3 separate regions of the Mus musculus genome follow, and regions 1 and 3 are each linked to region 2. The links are chromatin loops, found by intact Hi-C in ENCODE. Cell type or tissue: left cerebral cortex. All regions are shown on one strand. Each heading gives the region's core, and the rest is flanking DNA. Links, peaks and the distances in the headings are about the cores only.

Evidence for each region. A loop is a pair of places that touch in the nucleus more often than their neighbours do. Peaks named below come from ENCODE experiments on the same cell type or tissue, not always from the same donor. Only the 100,000 strongest peaks of a DNase experiment are listed, where the experiment ranks them.
Region 1: a loop joins it to region 2, with 2.4 times the contacts of the local background. A loop is called at or near these places in 2 of 42 quality-filtered maps.
Region 3: a loop joins it to region 2, with 3 times the contacts of the local background. A loop is called at or near these places in 2 of 42 quality-filtered maps.

The regions. Positions count from the first base shown.
Region 1 is chr3:85,017,555-85,022,969 of GRCm38, forward strand. It overlaps Gm30944 (a long non-coding RNA gene), which reads left to right and starts at 5,362. Exons shown (of 2, transcript XR_375760.2): 1 at 5,362-5,415. In left cerebral cortex, for the core only: no CTCF peak of the experiment used is centred there; DNase peaks (open chromatin) are centred at 2,787, 3,455, 3,885 and 4,471; H3K27ac peaks cover 4,502 bases.
Region 2 is chr3:85,659,438-85,664,820 of GRCm38, forward strand. It overlaps Fam160a1 (family with sequence similarity 160, member A1), which reads right to left. Exons shown (of 12, transcript NM_172682.3): 12 at 626-1,781. The coding sequence ends at 1,528. Among named protein-coding and RNA genes, the nearest start is that of Gm40082, 51 kb to the right of the region's middle. In left cerebral cortex, for the core only: CTCF peaks have their summits at 3,034 and 3,238; DNase peaks (open chromatin) are centred at 1,003, 2,166, 2,682, 2,858 and 3 more places; H3K27ac peaks cover 4,621 bases.
Region 3 is chr3:85,519,961-85,525,375 of GRCm38, forward strand. No RefSeq gene overlaps it. Among named protein-coding and RNA genes, the nearest start is that of Gm31419, 31 kb to the left of the region's middle. In left cerebral cortex, for the core only: a CTCF peak has its summit at 2,376; DNase peaks (open chromatin) are centred at 980, 1,609 and 2,357; H3K27ac peaks cover 4,192 bases.

The sequences.
Region 1 (5,415 bases), core at 158-5,157, 640 kb before region 2:
CTGCTGAGTCCTGCATAGCCATGTGGAAGCACAGGGTGGCACAACATGGTTCCTGCCCCTGGAACAGAGCCAGGGCATGGGCCTCCACAAGCGGTGATAGTTGCTGGGTGTGGGGCTTATTTATATATATAAACTTCATGTTCCTCCTTTGGAAAATATTCTCCCTACCAAGGTTATTGGGGGAAATGTCCTCTCTTCCAAGATTAATGACTCCATGCTATTCAGAGATAGCACTAATCTGGGAGCCAAGGCTATGTCTATGTCTCAGAGAAATGGGAAACACTGAGACCTTCAGACTAGCCCTTCAGGTGGAAAAGAACTCTAAACACATGAGTTGAATAATAATAATAATTTCTCAACTATGCAAAATATAAGGATGCAATATGGATTATATGAGGGGCTTCACAAATCTAAAAGAACAGATGCAATTGCACCATGAGCCAGCTTGTCAGAAAGATACAAAGGCAGGCAGATTCCTGAGTTCAAGGTCAGCCTGGGACAGAGCTAGTTTGGGCCTGGGTGTGGTGGAAATGGTAATCTCAAGACAGGATCCCACAGAGCTAGCTCATTGTGCTTACAAAGGTAGGCAGACCTCTGAATTCATTTGCAATGTTAAAAAAATGTGCTTGCTATCTTTTTCTAAGAATCAAGGGTCTAGGTCATAGGCTGCTGATTAATGGAATAATCAAAAGGGAATCTGGCGTAATGGCTGAATTGATATGTAAATAAAAGACTGGGCTTTTGATCTGCTAGAAATGATATTCAGAGTTTTTAGAATTGTATATATGAGGGAGAGAGAGAGAGAGAGAGAGAGACAGAGAGAGACAGAGAGAGAGAGAAAGAGAACAATCTGGAAAACTGTCTCGAGCAGAACATAGGGCATCAGCTTGTAGCCCATGATTTGACTTCAAGATTTTTTTTCTGCTGCTCTCAAAAACCCCTTCTCTCAGGAATGCACCCCTTCCCCCAACGCTGAGGCTGGTCCTTGGCCTGGGACCAGCTGCAGGGAGGCAAATCAACTTTACATGGGGTGATTCAAGGTTACATAATTTCAGGGAACAAGGGTATGTGTGGGGTAGAAACATCCAGGATGGGCAAAGTTCATTGGCTGGGGGCTTAGGGTACCAAAATGTCTCATTAGCATGGGGAAGCATTTCAGGAATCTCAGGTACTAGCTGAATGGGTTCTTATTGGGGGAAAGGAAGTTGGACCTGTAATCTTAATCAAAGGTAGGTGACATTCTGCAGGTAGAGGTATAGTGGGAGTTGAACTCCCCAGACAAGGTCAGAGAAGAAGAAGAAGTCATACCAATGAAGGGAGTTCTCCATATTGCACCTAATTCCAGAGCACTATCTGGACAATGGTAGACTTTGACCTTAACTAGCAGAGTTTTCCCACAGTGCAGTGGTATCAGCTGTTCTAGAAGTTAGTCAACAATCACAATGGTTGTCCTGGTGGATGCATGAAGCCACAAAAATAGAACAACGAAATGTAGCAAGGGGGATACATGTTACTAAAGATCAGTTGCTTGGTGAAAGGATGTCTTGTTAAAGCAGACCTGTAAAAGAATGTTTTTCTGAAGCAGACACAGGCTTTGCTATGTTTTCCTGTGGCAGACACATGAAAGGACATGTGATGAAGGAATATAGATATGACTCCATAGACAGTGTGAGACGAGCATTGAGCTTTGGTTTGGTTTACTCTGCCTTGCTGTTCTTGGTTAAGGACACACAGGTATTGGTTCACTTTACATAGCATTGTTGGGCTCTACTTGTGGTCATGCCACCATTGAGAGAAACTTACCAAAGAACTGCTCATGAGTTTCCTTCAGCTGTTTGCCTCTTCAGCGGCCTTAGGCCAGATGGTGAAGCCTTGCAGTTTCTTTAGGATTGAAGAACAGCTGCCTGTTTGTGTGTGTGGTGTTTGCTACAGGACTGAAATGCTGGCAAAGAGGATTTGAGCTGGCCCTCAAAGAGCTATTCCCAAACAGGTCCACTTCCCCCATAACCTGACTTTTCTACTATCTCTGGTGGGTGATGGGCTAAAGGAGAGGTTGAACCTTTATTAAAGTAGGTTATAAAACAGTATAGTCAACTTTACAGGATGTAGGAGACAACATTCTGGTTATATCTGTAAGGGATTATCTTGATTAGGTTAGTTAAGATGGAAGACTTGTCCTAAATGTGACCACTCATTGAAGTAGGAGGGTATTCAAGGCCAGCCTGGGTTACATGAGATCCTGTCTTAACCCTCCCCACAGCAGCCCCAAGCAAAAGCAAACAAGCAAGCTAACAAACAAATGAAAACAACAAGAATTAATTATAAGAGGGTCAGAGTGTAGCTCAGTGGTAAACATTTGCCTGGTGGACATATAGACCTGGCTTTAATTCTCGGCACTGCAAAATGGAACTAAAACCAGAGGAGGGATGGCAAAAACAGTACTCACATCACACAGCTTGTTAAGGATTAAATGAAAAACACAAAGTGCCTCGAGGAGAGTCTGGTACCATTGGAAAGGCCCACTGTGTGCTAGCTATTACAATAACCAGGAGTCCTATTCTACCCCAAAGAGGTATCTGCAGATCAGAAGAAGCCCTGTATCCACAGGGTGGGAAGAGATGCTCTAAACCTCTCACCCCAAGAAGTAGCACAAACTGAAAATAGAAATAGCTTAAGAAAGGGCTGTATCATGAGTGGGGCTCCATCATGAGTGGGTAACCTTTTCTCTACCATAAGCTCATGACACATAGAGGGAGGAAAATCCATTTCTGGCCCCACCTAAGTCACAGCAGCCATCATGGGCTGTGAAGAATTCAATTAGTCACTGGTTGCCATGCCAATGCAAGCATCACCCTTCCACCTACTCCACCATCAACACATTTGAATAAGTAACAATGATAATACCATGCACTAAAAAAATGCTATTTTTAAAAAAACTTAAATGTACTTCTGTCAAAAGTCTGGTTTTTCAGAAATAATTGCTGTAGGCCAGATAAAGATTTGCATAGGATTCCTAAAATGGGCTGAATATCATCACAGAAGAGAAATATCTGTGATTATAAAGACAGTCCTTGAGATTGGGGGACTTGGGATGGGAAGGCAAGCTTCTCCTAATATTCAGAGGTGATGGAGATGAAGTTGGGACAGATAGCTCTCACTTCAGCACCACCCTCCTCACACCCTGCCGCCTGACCCAGGTCCCCAGTCTTCACCATACCCTACCCAAGTGTTAATTGATATTTGTAATTTGATGCTTTGTGGCTACAGCTTTAACAAGTGTATTTTAGGGACCTCAGAATTAGTGTCTCAGAATCGATTCTGAGAAAACCATTACTGACATATAATAAGATTTATAATAGAAAAAGCAAAAATAAAACCAAAACAAAAAAATAGAAGTAGTCTAAAATATTCCAGCCATTGTGTACCCGCATGCTAGGATGTGGCTGTTAAAAATGAGGTTGTCAGAGAACAGCTGATGATGCAGGAAAATGGTATGTATTGTTAAGTGGAGCAAGCAGGTTACAGAGCTGGGAATTTGATGAAATCCAGGTTTGATGTATGCTATTTTATGCAAATATATGCATAGGAAAAACTAGTAGTGTGTTACTCTAAAATGATAATAATGGTTATTTCTGGATAGCAGGATCACAGGTGACTTTTGTTTTTCTTTTGTGCCTTCCTATATCTTCAAAAACCACTTAAGATAATTTTATATTTCTTCTATAACTATATAATATCCAGTCAGTGTTCTTCACACACTGAGGGCTGTTCTGAGTTTGTTGCAGGAGAGTAGGGGAATGCAGGGAGGACTGCACTTGGGCCTTCTGTGTCTAGTCCCCTGTCTTACTTCTTGGATCCCGGCAGTCATGTCTGAGGGGATCAAGTCATGCCTGAGATGACCTGGGCTCTCAAGGGATTAACTATCTCCCTGAGGAGGCATTTTTACATGTGTTATTCTGGCCAACCTAGTGCCACTATTAATAGTGGCTCATATCAGTGTGCACTTTTTGGTAACTGAGATGAACACAGATGCTGCCTAAGAGGCCTCTGGTATTCTAACAGGAGGTCACCACTGGGCTCCACATTAAATTTCAAGACCAAACACCTCCACTGTTATGTTCTGTCCTATGGATCCCATCCCATCTTCTAGCTCCTTGGAAAAACCAAGAAGAGCAGAGTGAAAATCTCTGCAAGTCCAGGCTTGATGGTTGTACTTAGAAGTGACCTAAGATATGACTATTTCTTCTATGCTATTTTTCAGAGTATAGGTCTTTACTTATGGGCCCCAAACTTTCTGGCATTAAAAAAAGCAGACTCCTGGGTTCTGTCCCAGGCAAAACATGATCAACATTTTTAGGTGTGGAAGATGGAAAGAAGTGCTTCCCCAAGAACTGGAGGTGGCAAAGGAAGATCGCCAAAGGATGAGTCTGGACTGAGCAGCATGCAGAGCTGTTTCCTCGGGATTGGCCGCTCCTCCTTTGGACGCTCAGGTCTAACAACTGAACTCCTCCCTTGGCTGAATGCTGGTTCTCTGTGAGACACATGCTTCCACTCATCTCCCCAACCTCCCACAGCAAGTTGTCATCTACCTAAGGAGACAGAAACTGTGGTATGTAGTGCAAGGTAAGATATGGAGTCGCCAGGGTAGCGTGAACCAGGTAGGCTTTGTCCGCACAGTTGCTTGAGGTAGTACCTCCTTCCCTCCTGCCACCATGGCCTACTTGTGTCAGAGACAATAGATGGCCAGCTGTCTACTGAACAAGGATGTAATTTTCTGTGCTTCTTTCAAACTAGGCTTAGTCCCGTGAATAAATTCTAGTCATGGGAATGGAGGCTATGATAACAATGATCATAATCAAAATGGAGTAACATTGATTCTGGGCACCTGAAATGGAGTTAGGGGTCATTACTAAGCACATCTCAATCTGTCTTCTGCTGAGCCTTTGAGCCAAACCATTCTCTGGGATAGACCAAACTACAGTTTGCTTAAACATCGTTTGCTACCCTCTGATACACTGGACCCTGGGTACACCTGGAAGCAGAGACTGCTGGATTCGATTCTCCTCTGATAAGATAGTCTAAGGCTTACAGCACCTACATTAATTCTTAGCTAACAATAGGCTCAACATCAGAATTTCAGCTTGTTTCCAGGATTCTGTGAGTCTGTGCTCTCCCCCGATCGCAATCCTAATTAACTCCAAATAAATGTAATTTGTTCTTGACTGGGTTGATTTCATTCCTGCTCAGCGCCTCTGTCCTGCCTCTGCAGTGTGGCTGTGGTATGAGCCGTGTGAGCAAAGTCCACACCAGAAGAGTCACAGAGTAAAGCTTGGAAAGAGCGCTGGTGCTAAGTGCCCTCGCAGAAAGAGCACGAGGCTTGGCAGGAGAGAAAGAACCGTTGGTTACGCTTGAGTT
Region 2 (5,383 bases), core at 384-5,383:
CTTTCTTATCTAAAGCTACTTCAAGATCCTGTGAAAGCCTGCAGTGCCTCAGAGATGATTCTTTTCCCCATCGCTCTTCTGTACCAGGGACCTGACTGACAAACTGGTGTTCCTGAGGCACAACTGATGGGGCTGCCATCACCCTTGGGGCTCAACATAGATGCCCACAAGGAACAGAGAGAGCTAGGCATTGCATCTCTCCACTGAGGAGGCTCCACCACCTCACTCAAGAGCCAGGCCCAGAACATAAGGTGACTTTAATATTCATAAATACAAGTTGTTGTCTCAGGGTGTGTATGTGTGTGTATGTGCGCACGCGCGTGCATGCTTTCCTCCCTGCTTGGTAGTTACTTTATAGGGCTATGACTGAAGTATAACCACGCTGCTGGTAGCAGGCTGGCAAACAGCCAGAGATACCAGTACATCCCAACTAGGGCATCCTCCACCGCTGGATACTTGGCATGCAGCATGGCTGTGGGGAGGGAGTAACCATCAGGCACTCACAACTTCACAAGCTCCCTGTGACCTGTATGCATCTCCGTCCCAGCTGCTGACATGGGCTGAACAGTGCTTATTTCTCTACAAGGGCAACATATTAGTAAAATAAGAACCAGAGTTTCTCAAGTTACAGTTAGCAGAATTTTTATCTTTTGCACCCATTCCAAGCTCTGCACACCCTCAACCCCCCCCCAAAAAAATCCTCTTTGCGTTACAAGTTAACGTTTGTTTTCATAAAATACTTAAACAATAATGTTTTTAACATAAGTATATGACACCACACTTTTTTCCATCTGATCAAATGCCTAAGATCCAAAGTTTGCATAGGTATGCTTCCTTTTGTGCAAATCTTACTGAATTAAGGCTGTCTTGAGTTTTGGTTGTGCTCCAATGATTAGAACAGCTCTCAAGCAACAAGAAAAAAAATCCTGCATTCCAGATTCTCTCTGTGTGCGAAGTTTTGGGCAGACAGCTGGGGCTTGGGGATTTTCCCCACAACATTAAGGCAATAGGTATGGAAAGATTGCAAGTCCTAGAAGTAAAATTCAGAGCAGCCAATGATGTGTCCTATGTGGCAGGAGGAGCTCCGTTCTTACATTTCACTTCTTGCAGAGGCTGCTAGGCCATGTGTGTGCCACCATGGAGGAACCTCCGTGAGACTGCTGAGGCACTGACCCCCACCAGGCATCCAGAGGTCACAGAACCTCCGTGTGCGCTCCATGGCATCTGAGCTACAAACTGAGGGTCTCTGTCTCCTCCATCCAAGGCATGGGAGACAACTACAAACCATCTGAAGAGGAAACACAGCTGAAAGAGCCTGCCAAGGAGACAGCCGGCTCACAAGACATTCTGTGTAACAAGGGGAGACCCGGCTGGAGAGAGGAGGTGTACCAAAACCCCCCGATAAATCAAGTATTGTCAGGAAATATCAAAGTAGACATTTTTGATAAGCAGCTTTGCATTTAACATTCAGTCAAGACACTATAACCTTATAAAACCAAATCTCTATGAAAATAGTAGTATAAAAAGCTAACAGCAAGAGTCTTCAAAGTCTCCCAGGATCTTGTAACACAGAATGGAGTGTTCTTGGGCCAAGGCTGCCAGCTCCTTCAGGAACTCTGGGAAGAGAGCAGCAGCCAGCATGGTGTTCTTCACTGGCAGAGGCAGGTTTGGGGGTGCCCTGGTCACCTTGGCTCTGTTGCCTAGGAAGGGCTGAAGCACACGTGGAGGGCCATCCAAAAGGGTCTTGTCACTTTCTGGCCTGGAGATCTCCTGAATGGGATCTGAAAACAGAAAGAAGACAGTTCTGGGACTCTTACATGACAAGTGTGTGTGTAAGGGGCAAGTGGATTCATGGAGGGAATAGTAGTGGGTGCAGTTCCTCTCCCGACTAGATCTGCAGACAGCCCTGATATTCTCCATGACAAGCTTGTCCAGCTTGTCATAGCTAGCACTCAGCTTGTAACACAGAACTGTCTATCTGAAATCACATACACAGGAAGAGATGTGGCAATAATACCGGGTTGGCAAGAAATTCCCAGCTAGACACTGTACTGACACCCTGAAGTCCTGATTATCTGGGAGATCAAGGAAGAAGGGTCATGTGACTCAGTAGTTCAAGATCAACCTGGGCAACAGCAAACCCCTGACTGGATGGATGGATAGATGGACAGACACAGACAGTAGGCAGACAGACTGACTTCCAATAGCTCCTGCTACCACTGCTGACAGTTGAGTGGAGACTGGGCTCATGGGAAATCTACCAAAGACACCTGTGGCCCCTCTGCTCTCCTGATACCCAGTACTGAGCCAACTACTCTACTCCTGCCAGGGCCACCCTGGTCACCAGGTGCAGCTCCTTAAACTCCTGTGTTCTGCAGCTATTGCTCTGACCTCAGCTTCCCAGAAACCCCAGCCCATTCTGTCTGGGTCCTCTAGCCTCCAGAACACAAGAAGAGTAAGAGATCCCTCTAGATCACCAGAGATAATGGGATGGACTAGGCTAAGAATTCACACAGCCATCAGGATCTAATGGCAACAAAGGGCTTGGACAGCCAGCACTTAAAGAGGGCTCCAGGGGCCTGTGTCTCCCTCAGCAACATAAATCTAAGATGGCACGAGCCCAGGTTCCAACACATCCAGCTGATTTGCATTTTTATACCAAATCGGTTCTCCTAATTAAAATGGTTCAATCTCCCTGACTGATTCCTGAGCTCTCCAGCCCTCATATGTTTGTAGGAGTTCTTTATGCCACCTCTGCCCCTCCCCAAATGATCCCATCAACCCTCCCAAATCACGGTATCCAGGCTCTTCATTATTCTGGCTGCTTTTTAGAATTCAGCCCCATTTTTCAACACTTTTCAGAGTGTTGCTTAACGACGGCACTAAAAATTCTTGACATTTATAGTACTTTCTACATCTCACTACTATAGTCTTTAGTGTTAAAAAAAATCCTCTACTTTGCTGCTTTAAATATCCTTTTGGATTAAAGCATATCACAGTTCGTGTCACAGAGAAGTTGTTGAGAATCTGTCTCCTACTATCTCTTATCAGAGCTCCCTCTAGCCCCATCAGGGGTATTAACAATGCAGAGGCCCAAGGTCAGCCTTGGTGACCCACCCACACTGGTCCTCAGACACTTCAGGTCTCCCACGAGCCATCGGAGCTCACTGGGGAAGCTGGCCTGGATCCACTGGGGATCAGAACACCCAGACTGGAATCTATGCTGTGCTGGCTGCCTCGTCCCCTGCAGCTCCGTCCCCACATTTCCCTTCACCCACATCTTACTAAGCTTCAGAGGCACTGGGACTATAGCTAAGAGCACAGATTCTGTGACCTACCTACCAGCTGGGCTACTCCAGGCAAGTGGCTTCACCTCTCTGTGCTCTCACTTCCTCTGACTGTCAGAAGCTCATGGCATTGCTATAATGATCAAGTGAGTCACCAGGTATCAATACACAGGGGCCACACTAGACTGCATGTGGCCCACTTCAGCTGCCACTCACTTCCCGAAAGCCCCTCTCTGCCCGGGTCCCTGCCCCATTCACTGGAGGCTGGCACAGGGTTTCAGCCACACACTGCTCTTTTCAAGAGCCAAGCCCCCTGAGAATGTCTCACAAACCCTGGCCAGTCTATCCAGGGAGCCTACAACACTTTGCAGAATGTGTGACCAAGGAAATAACCCCCCACTCCTCCACACTCAAGTTCTCCTTAGAGCTGCCTCTCACGCCTAACCTCCACTTCCCAACTCAACCCCACCCTGCTCGCTAAACCATGCTCTTTGTGGATTTTTTACATCTAGCGTGACTTGTGAATTGGAGATGTCACTGCTAAGGTTTGCCTGCCCAGCTTGAATCCACAAATCATTGTTCATGACACAGAAGAGCAGCAAAGGGGTCCGAAGACTTACAGGGACATCCTTCAGGCAGTTCCAGCATCCCCTGGGGTGGACCCGAGCTGGCTTACCACCAGGAGATGGCCTTTCAATGTGTCACAAGTAGGCAGATTTGAGTGATTACCCTGGCCTGGATCACCAAGGCTGTTTCCTTTGCTGTAAAATGGGTTAGCATCTAGCCACCTTCTAGAATCAGAGCTCAGTTAAAGGAGTCTTTACATTAAGTCGGGTCATGGCACTATTATTGTGTAGTTTTAATGTATTTGAGTGGGAGTTCTTTCTTCTTCCTCCTCCTTTTCTTCCTCCTTCTCCTCCTTTCTGCTGAGAAAGTAACTAAACCTCAGGAGCCAATGACCTGGTCCCTTCAGTCATCACAGAAACCTCTCCATCCTCCTGCTGTAGAGCAGGGATCCTTTTAACTGCTCCCTGAGGAGGCTGCCTTTTCCGAAGGGACACCAGGAAGTTAAGAATGCAGACGCTGACTGGGGAAGCAACTCTGGCTGCAGGCACCTGAGTTACAAAAGGGCCCAACAAGCATGCACAGCACCCGAAGGGAAAGCTAGGGAGAAGGAAGTGCACATCACATCAGGGCCAGGGCTGGCTTCTGAAATGGTGCCTGGCTCTGAAAAGCTGCTGCAGACTGTCAAAGACTAACTCAGAGGACTTCAGAAGCTGAGCAGGACAAAGGCTCCGTTCCTCTCCAGGCAACAGGGCTGGGCAAAGGGCACAGCCCAGAGTGGAGACCCACCTTCCCACTCACTGCACACAGCCCTCCCGCCCACAATGGCCTTACCTTCTCTTTTTGAATTCTAACAAGTTAAAACCTGGCCCCTCATTTCACCAGTGGTACTTAGCCCAACTTTCTTCTAAAATCTGCCGCGTAGTACCCCAAAAGAACCTCAATCAGAGTTCTTGCTGTGGCCAGAGAGTGCCTGAGAGATGAGCAAACCTTCCCTTTAACTGTCAAGAGAGGAGCTGAGAGTACTGCTGAGTGGTAGCGTGTGCTTAACCTGCTGGAGGCCCTGGGTTCGTGCCTAGCCCCATCTCCACAAACAGGAACATAAGACCCAGTGAAGCAAAGTGACCCGGATAACACAGCAGACACTAGAGACAGGAGCCAGTAGCTGCACACAGTGCTGGGCTCTTCTGAGCTTCTTATGAAGGTGTCAATCTCTCTCAGAGTCATGCTTCTGCCTCTCATACCCAGCCTTGTTTCTGGTCACCTGCCTTAGCTCGGAGGCCCCAGTCTCCCCACTGCTCAGCCGCCTCACAGAAGCTTTGTCCCATACCTGGACAAGCATGGCCAGGTAGGCCACAACAATACTGGACATTCGCTTGTTTGTGCTCACCAGGGCCTGCCTATGTCACAGCTCAGGAGACAGTGGCCATCAGATTTGTCTAACCAGAAACCAGGCCAAGCAGCAGTACTCCCCAGGCCTCGGGCTATTCTCAGCTCTCCTCTGTCACACCTCGCTGCCACCCACCTCTCTC
Region 3 (5,415 bases), core at 158-5,157, 140 kb before region 2:
CTAATGGTACCTCAGCAATCCTGCTTCCAAATAGGACTGAATTCTCGGGTATTGGGAGTGAGGACTTCAACAGAGGGGATTGATTGGCTCCAATAGTGCCCACAGGTACAAAATTTACTTGGCTCGTTCCCTTGGTTGTAAGAAAAAGTTAAAATATATTGATAGCCAAGCTTTCCTCGTACCATGAAAACTCCTACAATCAGACCCGGTAGAATTAGCCCATTTTAATAGTTCTTCAGCTATACTGGTTAATTTTGATTGCCCCATGGGATGGCCATAGGTATTTCTATGGGGTGTGATTTTGGAGGAGTTCAACATTTAAATTGATAAACTAAATTCAGCAAGTTGTTTACATCCAACTGGTTAAAGGCCTGAATAGAAGAAAGGCCACCCTTCTTCCCTAAGAAAGAAGAAATTATCCTTTGTATCTGCCTTTGAGCTGGGATGCAGGTTTTCTTTCAACTTTAGACCTGACCCGAAACAGTGGTCCTTCCTGGGTTATGAACTTGCAGGCTTTGAGACCAGAGCCACAGCAAGTGGCTCTCAGGGGCCTTCATCTGGCTTGGGCTTGTCTGCCCCTTAGTCTTATGATTCCTACAATAAAATTCTTATAATGAATCTTTTTATCTCTATGTACTCTATAATCCTACATATCTTATTTACAATCCCCCCTCTGTGTGTGTGTGTGTGTGTGTGTGTGTGTGTGTGTGAGTGTGCACGCGTGCACATGTCTTTCTTATAGGTGCTATATGCCATTCTAATATACGATCAAATTCTGAAACCACTGATATATAAATCACAAATAAGCGAGCAATGCTATCTGGGGGAAGGCTTTTCAAATTCTATGTGAACATTTGAGGAGAGCCATAACTGGATGGGGAAAGAGCCTGAGCAAGTGGAACAGGAAGAGAGGGTGGATAGAAGGACTGAATCTTTGGAGAAGCTAAGATGGACAGACTGACTAAGCCTGGATGCAGCCCTGCTGCAGGTGCCATGGTTAGGCAATGCAGAGAGCTGTCACTGAAAGATTTTCCAGAAGCAGTAATGTATCATTTCTGTGTTTCAGAAAGATGAATCTAAAAGACATGGAGGAGAGGGGAGAAAAGACAACGTGAGAGGACTGATGAGGCCATTCATGCAAAACCCTTCTGGGGACTAGATGTTTGTGCTCGACGCAAAGCCACATGTTAAACCCCAAGCCCCTACAGTGTGACAACATTTGAAAAGAGGCTATTTGGAAGATAATTGGGTTTAGATGGAGTCAAGAGTCTAGAGACTTCATGGTGGAGTGACTGTCCTTAGAAGAAGAGGAAAGGACAACAGAGCTTCCTGTCTCCTTCATCGGGGACAGAGAAGAAAGCACCTGTCTGTAAGCCAGGGGTGCTCACCAAAAGCTAAGCAAGAGGAGCTGTGGACCTGAGCTAGAGCAAACAGATTGTGTGTGTGTGTGTGTGTGTGTGTGTGTGTGTGTGTGTGTGTGTTAGAGCTACATTTACCCAGATTGGGCAACTAGCCTTGGAATTGAGGAGGAGGTGTTGTATATGACTTCAAAGTCCCTAACTTAGGTGACTGAGAAGATGGTGGTGTTTAAGATTGGGAACACAGGAGGAGAAACAGATTTTGTGGAGGATGTAATGAGTTCAGTGCATTTAAATTTGAGGTAGCACGGGGCATTTGTTCAGATGCATCCAGGGAGCTGATAAAAATAGGTTTCTGGCCTTCACTAAAGTGGTTATGCTCTTTATAGAAGAAGACTCAGGAATAATGGAATGTAGACAATGACATCATTCATGGTTAGAAAGATCTAGGGAGATTGTGAAGGGGCTGGAAGTAGGAGCTTAGGATATGCAACTGTTTAAAAGACCTGAGGCAGGGGAGAAGTTATCTAAGAAGCTAAGACCAAGCAGAAAAAAAAGAAAGCATGTGACAATGACCTGGGGACCAAAGGATTTAACATGAATTACTAAGCAATGGCAAGAGTGTATCTATATCCCACAACTGAGGGAGAATGTGCCAGGAGGGACAGACTTGAAATACAGAACTCATTGCAAACTGTGTAAGTAGGAAGTCATGCCCTTCTAATGATGGTCAGGGGAAGGATTTCCAATTCTCCAAGTAACAAATATCCTTAAAATATAGGAATGATGGATATTGTTGAATGTTTCAAAGATGTCCCCAGGAAAGGTGGAGAGGATTAGCCTTGAGTATTAAATGAAGAGATATGTACGTTGATTATGTTTGCTTATAAAAATAAATAATGTTTATTTAAAAATTAAATAATGAATATATTGTGGAATAGAAAGATGTTACCATAACATTTAAAGATGAAGAGAATTCAAGTATTTTAAGGTACACATGGGCCCACTGCCACTAGGGGTGCTGTGTTGGGACAGACATTAGCTGGAGGGCTGCACACTCCCAGTAAGTCAAATCCATGAGCAACTAGTCTGTTAATCCACACTCCAGCCTAGGAACATATAGCATCATGACCATAGTAATCTAAGGACCTGTGTGTGTGTGTGTGTGTGTGTGTGTGTGTGTGTGTGTGAGAGAGAGAGAGAGAGAGAGAGAGAGAGAGAGAGAGAGAGAAACAGAGACAGAGACAGAGACAGAGACAGAGACAGAAGACAGAGAGAGACAGAGAGAGATTAAAAATTAAGAGAAAACTTGTTGTTTGCCAGGACTTAGTAAACCTTTTTAAAACCTGATATCTATTTCTTCTGATGGAGACAGACTATTCAGTTGCATAAAGCACCTTTTATCCTATCAGACTACATGGCAAAAGAAACATCCTTCCTTTGACTTGATGAGAACTCAAAGGAGTAGTCTCTGGTTCTACATCAGCCCAATTCAGTGACTCCTTGGATGGAGAAAAACTAGCACTCTTTTTCTAAAACATAGCAATAGCCCAATCGCTGAGACATGGTGATTGAAAATAGGCCCCTAACATTTCAAAATCTCAATAACTATGGCTCTTGGTAAATTGTTCCTTTAAGAGAGTCTGCAGCATGCACACAGCCTGGTGGGTGGGAACCTTCAGGTCTGTTCCCCTATTCTCTTAGGCGAGATGATCTCTAAGGTTTTTGCTGTCTCTGAAGGACTAAATAGCTGCTGTGTCTCACCTACTGTGACAGGTGGCTCATCACATTGATGAGTCCTAAGTACACACCTTCCTGGCACATACGACAAAAGTTGTTACCAGGGACTGGGGTATTGCTGTGATTGGCCTGACTATGCTTTTGTTTGGAGGAATGTAGATTTTGGGACTTTGGAAAGCAGTGGAATGCTTTAAGTTAGGCTTACTGGGCCATCCTGGTAGGAAGATGGAAGACTCTGTGGCTGAGTATGGTTTGAACTGTGCAGATTTGGTTTCAGTGGAGAAGAATTTCAGAATGTGTCCTAGAGACTGTTTTTGTGGGATTTTGGTGAAGAGTGTGGCTGCTTTTTGCCCTTGTCTGAAGAGTCTACCTGAGTCTAAGGTAAAGAGGTTTATATTAATTGCATTGACAAAGGTAGTCTCAAAAAAGCCCAGCAGAGACTTTGTTCTCTGGTTAAGTCTCATGAAGAGCATTTTGAACAAGTATAGCAAGCTTAGAAAGAAAAACTATAAAATATATGATCAAGTATTAAGCAGGCCCCAGGAAGGGAAATGGAACTGAATCCTTTGCTCTAGGAGATAAGTGAAGATAAAGGAGATTAAGGGAATATGGGGCAAGATCCGACCCAGCTAAATTTAGATCCAGGCATGATGGTACACACCTTTAATCCTAGGAGACAAAGCCAAGCAGATCTCTGAGCTCAAGGCCAGCCTGGGACAGAGCAAGTTCTAGATGAAGAAAACTTTAAGTCCTGGTGTGGTGGTACACACATTTAATTCCAGGAGACAGGCAAGCAGGTCTCTGAGTTCAAGGTCAATCTACAGAGCACGATCCAGGACAGCCAAGCTTAGGCAATGAAGGAACTGGAAAACAGAAAGCTAGTGATAATGTAATAGAACAAGGGCCATGTTCCAGTTCCTGCAAGTGGCAGAACTCAGCAGCTTTGGCAGTGTGGCTCTGACTTTAGAATCCAGAATAGAAGGCACTACTGGGACAATTGATGCTGGTTAGCTGGAGGTAAGGAATTAGCTGTGATTAAGAAGAGACCAGCATCACTGAGGTGAAATCTTCTGGAAAGTGTTTTCTGAGAGCACAAAGAACCTGTGTTCCAGAGATAGCCAAGGCTGTACCTCATGCTGCAGCTGTACTTGGTAATGTGTAGGAGTCACTCAGGTGGTATTGGTTTTGAAGGCATGAAGGGGTCATGAAGAACAGCTGGAGCTTGGCACTGTGAGAGGCCATGGAAGGCCATTGGTGAAGGTGCAGCTCCAGTTGCAGTTGACAGCCCAGGACTGAAGGGGTCATGCAAAGGAGTTGAGGCTTTGCACCATGAAGAGAACCTTTGAGAGGCTATTGGTGAAGCTTAGGTGCTGTGGAAAACCCCAGCATATTGGAGATGCCAGTACCATGGGATCCCCATGGGATGCCATCACCAAGAACAGCAGCAGCAATTGATCAACCTGACTTAGAGGGCAGAGTTAGAAGAAGTGGCACCAGCCCTTTGGAGGAGCCCAGAAGATCATATGTGAATCCCAGACATTGAAACAAGAAGTTGTAACATTGAAGTTGCCTTGGAGACTCGAAGATTTTCAATATGCCAGAACTGTGGAATACCTGCTGAGAAAGCTACTGACAGGTAGTGGAGCTAGCACAGGAGAAAGAAGTTTGTTGCAGTCAACAAAGATGACAAAGGAGTTGGAGATCTGAAGACTGCTTTGACATCGGACATGGAGATGCAGAGTTTGGAGTTTGTCCAGCTGGTTTCCTGTCTTGCTTTGGGGATTACAGTTAAGTGATTAGATGCATCTCAGAAGAGACCTTGAACTTTGGACTTTTAACCTTGTTGAGACAGTTACAGACTATGGGAACTTTGGAAGTTGGACTAAATGTATTTTTATTATATGGCCCCCATGTTTGAACAAGCCTATGGAGGCTCTGGAGTGGAATGAGATGGTTTGTATATGCCTGAGCCAGGGAGTGGCACTAGTAGGAAGTGTGTCCTTGTAGGAGTAGCTGTGTCACTGTGGGTTGTGGACTTTAATACCCTAGTTATAGCTGCCTGGAAGTCAGTATTCTGATGGCAGCCTTCAGATGAAGATGTAGAACTCTCAGTTCCTCCTACACCATGCCTGCCTGGATGCTGCCATGTTCCCATCTTGATAACGGACTGAACCTCTGAACCTGTAAGCCGGCCCCAATTAAATGCTGTTCTTTTAAGAGTTGCCTTGGTCATGGTATCTGTTCACCCTAACTAAGACACTTTGAATGCCCCTCCCTGGTCTGGAACTGTGAGTAGTGTGATGGGTGGACTTCTGAT